Linked DNA regions of Homo sapiens: all the other regions are linked to region 1. The links are chromatin contacts, found by Hi-C in ENCODE. All regions are on one chromosome and are shown on one strand. The core of a region is the stretch at or near the end of the contact, and the rest is flanking DNA. Distances in the headings are between cores, read along the strand shown.

Region 1 (2,700 bases), core at 111-2,610:
GGTGGCAATGTCGGAAAATCTAGAACTTCAAAAGCAATAAAATTATTGGAACTATTTTTCATTATCTTGTGTCAGAATGTGGAATTTAAAATAGAAACAATTATTCTGGGTTTCTTTGCATACAAACATATAAAGCAAATAAATGAAAACAAAAACATAATTTTTCTTGCCTTCCTTTCATCTTATTGTATAATTGAGACTTTAGGTCCAGGACTTTATCTGGATATTTAATAATTACATCAGCTGTAATTATGGTCAGCGTAAGAGTAAGCCGCATATAACACAAGATTACAGTTAGGACTACCCACTCCTTAACTTAAGCAAATATTTACAGAACATCTACCACACAGGAGACATTGTGTTAGGTACATGGTGTTGGTGTTGCTTTTTTTTTTTTTTAATAACTATAATGGTCATTATACATAAAAGCACACGCATTTAATACAATGGAAGTCAGATCTAGTCAGAAACTCAGACTGTCAAATCCACCTACGGATGAGGCAATCATACTAGTATGTGCCAGACACTGTGTAACTTGATTCTGTGCTAGCTCTTTAATTCTCCTGGCACCTTTATGCAGTTATTTCCGTTTTAAGTTAAGGAAACGAGGGCACAATGCTAGAAGGCACTGGCCGGGTTCCCAGACCCTAGCAGTTTGACTCCAGAGCCTGTACTCTTAGTGGCAGCCACATCTTCCATTGCTCAGTCCAGCGCGGCGACCCGTGCTTTGCATAGCTCCCCAGCAGGGGCAAGCACGAAGTTAAACCTGAGTGACAGAAGCTGCTGTTCTTGCACACCCAGCTAACTGGAATGTGCCTCAGTTTCCTCGTAAAATGGGGAGGGTAATGATAAAGTGGCAACACCATCAAGATGTTAGAAGTTGCAATGAGTCTGAATCTGAAAACCGCTCAGAGCAGCCCTGTGCTGCCTAAGCATTTGTTCCACGTATCTAGTCCTCGAACGCTCCGAGCGACGGAAGGGGCCGGGGCTGCTGCTCACCCGCCCAGTTCCACCCGCCGCGGGCCGCGCCTCGCCCGGGCCCCCAGTCCAAGCCTCCCGTTCCCAGCACTCCGCCGGCCGCTCCTCATTGACCCGGCCCGCCCGCCGCGCAGGCCGCGGCCCCACCCTGGGCCCGCGTGGCCCTCCCGCCCCCGCCCGGCGGCCAGGCCCTGCCCGGAGGCGGGAGACGCAAGCCACGCCATCGCCCGGGCCCGCGCCGCCCTCGTTGCGGCCAGCGCGCTCCCGAGCGGACCCGAGTATCCGACGCAGGCCCCGAGCGCCCCAAGTGCCCCAATCCCACTCACCGCGCGGGACCAGCCACCACTCTGGCTCGCTGGGCGCCTCCCGCGCCGCCGGAAGTGAGGGCCTCGCCGCGCTCTGGCGCCGCCGCGGTCGCTCTAGGAAAGTGGCGGAGCGACCCTCTATGGTCCCGGGCCCACCCGAAAGCGTTGTTCGTTTCTTCCTGTGGTTTTGTTTTCTCCTCCCCCCAACTCGGAAGGCGTCCTGTGACCCCCGGGACCTCAAGAGCTGTAACCGCCCCTGTGTGTGGTCGAGGCTTTTGAAACCAAACTCTAGCCTCTCCAACCTAGAAACTGCATACTTTCCACAAATTTTGAGATTTTTGAGACCCTGGTACTTTTCACGAAGTCACCTTAATTATCACCAAAAAGCTCCTGCAAGATGGGAGTGGTTATACTCCATTTACAGGAAAGGAACCAAGGCTCAGAGAAGAAATGTGCTCCGTTCACCGTGTGTAAGCGGACGACCCAGAATTGGAATGGTTCTTTGTGGCTCCAAAGTCTGATTTCAACACACCCCTTTTGTTGCTCATTAGTAATGATCTCTCTTTGTTCTTATTCCTTCCAGGCTCCTCCTCAGCCATCCTGGCCGTGCTCAGTCATCTGACCAGCTGACCTCCGTGTTCCCCCACTCCCTGGGGAGCTCCTCCGCCTTTTGGCTTCCAATGCTATTGCTGCATGCTGAAGACTCCCGCATTGGTAACTCCAGTCTGACTGTGGGACATAAATGTTATTGAACTTTAGACTTGTATATCGAACTGATTACTCAAGAGCTGCATTTGCATGTGTAATGGACATCCCAAACCTAACATACCCCCCAAATGAATTCCTGATATCTACCTAACCTGTTCTTGCAACAGTCTTCTTCCCAGGGATGGGTGAAGATCCCATCATCTTTCCAGTTGCTCAAGCCAAAAACCTTGATGTCACTGTTGTCTCTTCTTTTTTTCATCCAAAATTCACCTGTGATTTATCCACAAATTCTGTCGGCTTCATCGTTAAAATATATTCATTATCAAGCCACTTTCAACACTTCCACTGCTATAACCACCAAGCCACCTTCATCCACCTTCTGGATTATTATATTGGCTTCCAGACGGGTTGCCCTACAGTCTATTCACGGCCCCAGAGTAATCCTCTTAAACCTAAGTTAGATCATGTCATTCATTTGTTCAAAACCTTCAAAGGCTTCCCAACTTATTAGAGCAAAGCCAAGGACCTCGCAGTGGCACCCGATGCCTCTCATGATCTGTCTCTTTAGTTCTTTATTGTGTCTGCAGTGCTGAAAACAGTGCTCAGCAGGGAACAGACACTCAGTAAATAGCTGTTGAATGAATGAATTTATAAGATGCCTTATTGTTTACAAAGTACTTTTACATCTTATCTTCTGGTTATTCATCTT
Region 2 (2,700 bases), core at 74-2,573, 650 kb before region 1:
TCTGTAAATATCTGTTAGGTCCATTTGTTCTAGAGTGCAGTTTAAGTCCATTTTTTCTTTGTTGACTTTCTGGCTTGATGACCTGTCTAGTGCTGTCAGTGGAGTGTTAAAGTCCCCCACTATTATTGTGTTGTTGTTTATCTCTTTTCCTGATAGCAATTGTTTTATGAATCTGGGAGCTCAAGAGTTAGGTGCATATATATTTAGGATTGTAATATCTTCTTGTTGGATTGATCCTTTTATCATTATATAATGACCTTCTTTGTCTTTTTTTGTAATATTGTTGCTTTAAACTCTGTTTTCTCTGATATAAGAATAGCTACTCCTGCTTGCTTTTGATTTCCATTTTAGGCCTCAAATACTAAACTCTTCAGGCCTGATTCATGATATCTTTTTTTTTTTTTGAGATGGAGTCTCACTCTGTTGCCAGGCTGGAGTGCAGTGGCGCAATCTCGGCTCACTGCAACCTCTGCCTCCCAGGTTCAAGTGATTCTCCTGCCTCAGCCTACAGAGTAGCTGCTACTACAGGCGCCTGCCACTATGCCTGGCTAATTTTTGTATTTTTAGTAGAGACGGGGTTTCACCATGTTGGCCAGGATGGTCTCGATCTCTTGACCTCGTGATCCACCTGCCTCGGCCTCCTAAAGTGCTGGAATTACAGGCATGAGCTACTGTGCCCAGCCCAATATCTTTTTTTGTTTTTTCAACTTTTAGGTTCAGTGGATACATGGGTAGGTTTGTTACGTGGGTAAATTGTGTGTTGCTGAAGTTTGGTGTATGAATTATCCTGTCACCCAGGATGTGAGCATAGTACTCGATAGGTAGTTTTTCAACCCACATCCCCTTCCCTCCCCATGTAGTCCCTAGTGTTTATTGTTCCCATCTTTGTCTCCATATATACTCAGTGTTTAGCTCCTGCTTATAAGTGAGAACACATGTTATTTGGGTTTTCTGTTCCTGCATTTGTTCTCTTAGGATGATGGCCTCCAGCTGCATTCATGTTGCTGCAAAGGACATGATTTTATTCTTTTTATGGCCGCATGGTGTTCTGTGGTGTATATGCACCACATTTTATTTGTCCAGTCCACTGTTGCAGGGGCATCTTGATTGATTTCATCTCTTTTGTATTGTGAATAGTACTGTGATGAACATACTAGTGCATGTGTCTTTTTGATAGAGTGATTTATTTTTCTCTGGGTATATACCCAGTAGTGGGATTGTTGGGTTCAATGGTCGTTCTGTTTTAAACTCTTTGAGAAATCTCCACATTGCTTTCCACAATGGCTGAACTAATTTGCATTCCCACCAGCAGTGTATGCGTTCCCTGTTCTCCTCAACCTTGACAACATCAGTTATTTTTTGACTTTTTATTAATAGCCATTCTGACAGGTGTGAGCTTGTATCTCATTGTGGTTTTGATTTACATTTGTCTAATGATTAGTAATGTTGAGCTTTTTAAATATATTTGTTGGCCACATATATGTCTTTTTTTGAGAAGTGTCTGTTCATGCATGTCCTTTGCCCATTTTTTAATGGGGTTGTTCTTTGTTTGTTGAATTAAGTTCTTTACAGATCGTAGATATTAGATCTTTGTCAGATGCATAGTTTGTGAATATGTTCTCCCATTCTGTAGATCATCTCTTTACTCTGTTGATAGTTTCTTTTGCTGTGCAGGAGCATGATATCTTGCCTTTTAAAGGGATCCCTATCTTATACCTTGTTTTAGGACCAGAGAGTTATTGCAACATGCTGTTCTTTTCTACAGTGAATGGATTGGACTATATCTCCTTTTAGGCATGCCTTCTACCTATGATTCTGTAAATTTTAGCACCTAGCATTCAATTTAGAAGAATGTTTAATTTTTTAGTGCTCTTAGTTCCTTAATGAAATAGATTTGTATCATACTCTTTTGGAGATGCTATTGAATTCTTTAACACTTTTTTTTAATAACTTTCCCTTAAGGTATTCCCATCTGTCGACAACACTTAATTTGGAATAACATGGAACTTGAAAATGATTATTGCTTGAATGATTACAAGTGAGTGTAATTGCATATTGGCTGTTTTGTAGGCACTTAGTATTATGACTCCATATGCTAATGTTTTTCTTTTGAACTCTTAGATCATGTCTGTTTTTCTCCTGAATAGTTCACATTCCTAGATTTCATTATACATCCTGAACTTTAGATGCATTAGTTTGGTACTGTATACTACTTTAACCTTTATCCTCTGATACATTTATTTTCCCTTTTCATTTTTCATGTCAAGCTGTTTATCTCCTGCCTTTTGAAATCCTCCTATTATCTTCTTGCCTACTTTTCTCCTTTCTTTGAATATTGAACCATTCCTTCCTGGCTATGTTCCTTTCTTTCTGTTTTTACAAGAGTTTTGGATAAGAGAGAATTGTTCTTCCCAAAGTCTTTCCTTTCTCATTAAGCCCTCCTTTTGTTACTAAGCAATGCTGTGTGCACCAGTGACTACCAACGTACTTTCTGACACTTTGTCTCTCTTATTTCTCCCCTCTTTCACATAATTCATCACTCTTTTGTTAAGAAAAGAGTAAAAGGATAAGAGGCAGTGTGGAATAGCTGTAAGAGCACTGAGAGTCAGGAGACCTTGTTATTTTTCTATTTTCTGTTTTATTAAATAGATTTGCTATTTTCTGCACTTTGGGTCTCCGGCATGCCACTTTTGTTCTCTG
Region 3 (2,700 bases), core at 177-2,676, 730 kb before region 1:
TGGCGCCATCTCGGCTCACTGCACCTCCCGCGTTCAAGCGATTCTCCTGCCTCAGCCTCCCGAGTAGCTGGAATTACAGGTGCCCGCCACAACGCCCAACTAATTTTGTGTATTTTTAGTAGAGACGGGGTTTCACCATGTTGGCCAGGCTGGTCTCGAACTCCTGACCTCGTGATTCGCCCACCTCGGCCTCCCAAAGTGCTAGGATTACAGGTGTGAGCCACTGTGCCCGGCCGGAATGCTGGTTTGACAAGTACTAAAACCAAGTGACATTGGAAAACACTAAGAAAGCTCATCAAAAGAGTGGCAGTGAGCTAATGGACACCTATCTCGTTTCTGGAAAAATTTAAAATCCCTTTTTGGCACTGGGTATGGTGGCTCACGCTTGTAATCCAACACTTTGGGAGGCTGAGGCAGGGTTATCGCTAGAGTCCAGGAGTTGCAGACCAGTCTGGGCAACATAGCAAGACCCCCATCTCTACTAAAATTAAATAAATAAACAAATCAGACAGGTGTGGTGGACGCCTATAGTCCCAGCTACTCAGGACGCTGAGGTGAGAGGATCACCTGAACCCCAGAGGATTCAGTGAGCCAAGATCGAGCCACTTGCACTCCAGCCTGGGCGACAGGGCAAAACCCTGTCTCCTTTTAAAAGTCCTCTTTGGTTGTCAATCTACAGAGATCACAGACCAAGGGTTAGCTAATCAACCACCACTCTTATTCAAAAATCCTATTCATTTGGGACTCGAACAGTTCTGAGCTTTTTGGGCCCCCGATTTGAAGAATCCCATTAAAGGATATCCACATACTGGCTTGTTTCCCACCCCATTTAGTCCAGGTCCCAACAGGAATCGCCTCCCTAGTGCCCGAGCAATCCCTCAGTGTGGCGGAAACGGATCTCCCCTCCGGATGGAGCTGAGCCAGAAACCCCATGAAGGGAACGTCGCGTCTGGGCCACGGTCAGGGTCTGCCCCTCTCCCTGGTGGCCGGGGACTGCCAGGGTGGCATTCTCGGGGGCTAAACGGGGCGTGTGTTCCTAAGAGGGCAGGCAACGGGACGGGCCAGGTGCAGGGGCAGTCGCGGTCCGGCCCTCCTGCGCGCAAGCCAAGCGTCACCCCTGCCGCTCTCGCGTCCCCGGGGCCCGCCTCTCACGCCCGCGTCGGCCGCCAGCGACCAGCTCTGGCTGCTCCTGCGGATCTCCTCCACCGACCACGGCCGCTCCCACACGGGCTCCGACGCCGGCACCAGCTCCTGGTCGGGGGTCGTCCGGTTCATCTGCAGCGAAAAAAACGAGAAGAGAGGCTGAGCCTGAGGGCGGCAGGGACGGCGGCCCCAGCCCAGGCCGGCCCCTCTCCGGCCCGCCGCCCTCACCATCCCAGCCGCCCGGCTCGGTGGGCTCCGAGGCTGCCAGCACAGGCCGAGGACCGCAGAGCCCCGGAAGCCTAGCCCCAGCCAAGCTGCCCGGGGCGTGACCGGCCTCACGTGACCTGATGTCACGTGACAGAACCCGCACGTGATCCGACCTGCGATGCTGAGGGGAGGAAGCTGCGGAAGTGGACTGGGACTGGAGTTTGGGGTTCTACCCTAGGTTGGGGCGGAGGAAGCTGGAGGATAGGGGCTGACGCCAGGAACGCTGCAGAGGCGGGTTGGGCGGGGGGCGCTGCCGCCCAAGGCCCGAGGCAGCGGCGCGGGATCGGCCAAAGCACCGGCCGCCAGTTCGGCGGGTCTGGAGAGAGGGGACCTCAAGCAGCCAGTGGAGCAACCAGCCTGGGAGCCTTCGACGTAGGCGCTGTGGGCGAAGGAAAAGGCCTGGCCTGCTGCCTCTTCTCTTGCAGCAAAATCCGCTGCTGTGAAGGAGCTGGTAGGCGGACGCTCTGTAGATAAGAGAATCCCTGATCTGCCTGGGCATCATCTTGCTCTTTATGACCTGCTTGGCTGCCACTGTGTAGGGCCTGCTTAAAGTCCTTTGCACTCTCAGCATTCCCCTCAAGTTCAAGGACAAGCTTCTCATTATGGCAGGCATAAAACTCTTTATAATTCGTCCTCCACTCTCCCAGCTCAGGGCTCCAGCTGTTGTCTCACACTTCCTTGAAGTTCCCTCTGCTGAGTCGCCCTTGTGCCTGACCAACTTACTTACTAAAATAAAAATCCCAATTTCTTTCCAGTCATGTGTGCCCAAGGGCGAGTTATTTAACTTTTCTGAGCTTTCCTCAGTAAAACGAAGCTACATATCTTGCAAGGATGTGATATTAAAGTTATGATATTGTAAAACAGGTGCCACGGTGCTTGGCCTAGGGTGAGCCTTCAACCTAGAACATACCACTGTCCCCATGCACCTTGCTCACACACCCAATCCCAGACTTTTCTTTTGTAGTCACCTCAGTTATCACCTCATTAAATAACCTGATTACCCCAAGTACAGCTTAAGTGACTTAAGTTATTTTCTATGGCTAGCGGAAGGGTCTCCGCTACATTGGAGAGCTGGGGTGGTCTGGAGTTCCACGGTGTGGTGGGCCAGAGGCCACCTCTCCTGCGGTCTCTTAGTGTCTCGCTGGCGGGGTTCGGCCCGAGCTAGATAGACACAGCCCTTGGCGGATTTAAACAACCTAAACATTAAACAATACAGCTGCCTCAAATCTTTGGGAATTTCAGAATGACTGACACTGCCAAAGCTGTTCCAAATTTTGAAGAGATGTTTGC

What was found. Hi-C counts contacts between places; a loop is a spot of excess contacts on that map. Pooled maps may share reads with other maps.
Region 2: a pooled map shows a loop between it and region 1 (5-fold over the local background). The contact joins the enhancer-like site here to the promoter of ZNF22 in region 1. A Hi-C loop is called at or near these places in 1 of 168 maps with a recorded cell type or tissue (heart left ventricle), 2 of 37 single-sample maps with no recorded cell type and 3 of 50 pooled maps.
Region 3: a loop to region 1 is called in a map of CD8-positive, alpha-beta T cell, with 4 times the contacts of the local background. The contact joins the promoter of WASHC2C here to the promoter of ZNF22 in region 1. A Hi-C loop is called at or near these places in 1 of 168 maps with a recorded cell type or tissue (CD8-positive, alpha-beta T cell), 2 of 37 single-sample maps with no recorded cell type and 15 of 50 pooled maps.

The regions. Positions count from the first base shown.
Region 1 is chr10:44,999,583-45,002,282 of GRCh38, reverse strand. It overlaps ZNF22 (zinc finger protein 22), which reads right to left and starts at 1,360. Exons shown (of 2, transcript NM_006963.5): 1 at 1,305-1,360. It overlaps LOC124902530, which reads right to left. Exons shown (of 3, transcript XM_047426129.1): 3 at 1-1,503. The coding sequence ends at 874. It overlaps ZNF22-AS1 (ZNF22 antisense RNA 1), which reads left to right and starts at 1,480. Exons shown (of 4, transcript NR_126421.2): 1 at 1,480-1,753; 2 at 1,867-1,997. RefSeq lists an enhancer at 744-1,244 and a silencer at 971-1,320.
Region 2 is chr10:45,652,322-45,655,021 of GRCh38, reverse strand. ZFAND4 (zinc finger AN1-type containing 4) reads left to right here. Exons shown (of 10, transcript NM_174890.4): 3 at 1,963-2,038. Among named protein-coding and RNA genes, the nearest start is that of ZFAND4, 19 kb to the left of the region's middle. RefSeq lists an enhancer at 327-426. Within about 2 kb of position 1,323, at least 2 of the 41 ENCODE cell types and tissues checked have a DNase peak (open chromatin) inside an H3K27ac peak, as active enhancers do.
Region 3 is chr10:45,725,992-45,728,691 of GRCh38, reverse strand. It overlaps WASHC2C (WASH complex subunit 2C), which reads right to left and starts at 1,426. Exons shown (of 31, transcript NM_001330074.2): 1 at 1,372-1,426; 2 at 1,153-1,275. The coding sequence starts at 1,374. It overlaps LOC107984227 (RNA guanine-N7 methyltransferase activating subunit-like), which reads left to right and starts at 1,510. Exons shown (of 1, transcript NR_199876.1): 1 at 1,510-2,700. RefSeq lists enhancers at 710-1,454, 1,455-2,200 and a silencer at 1,686-1,735.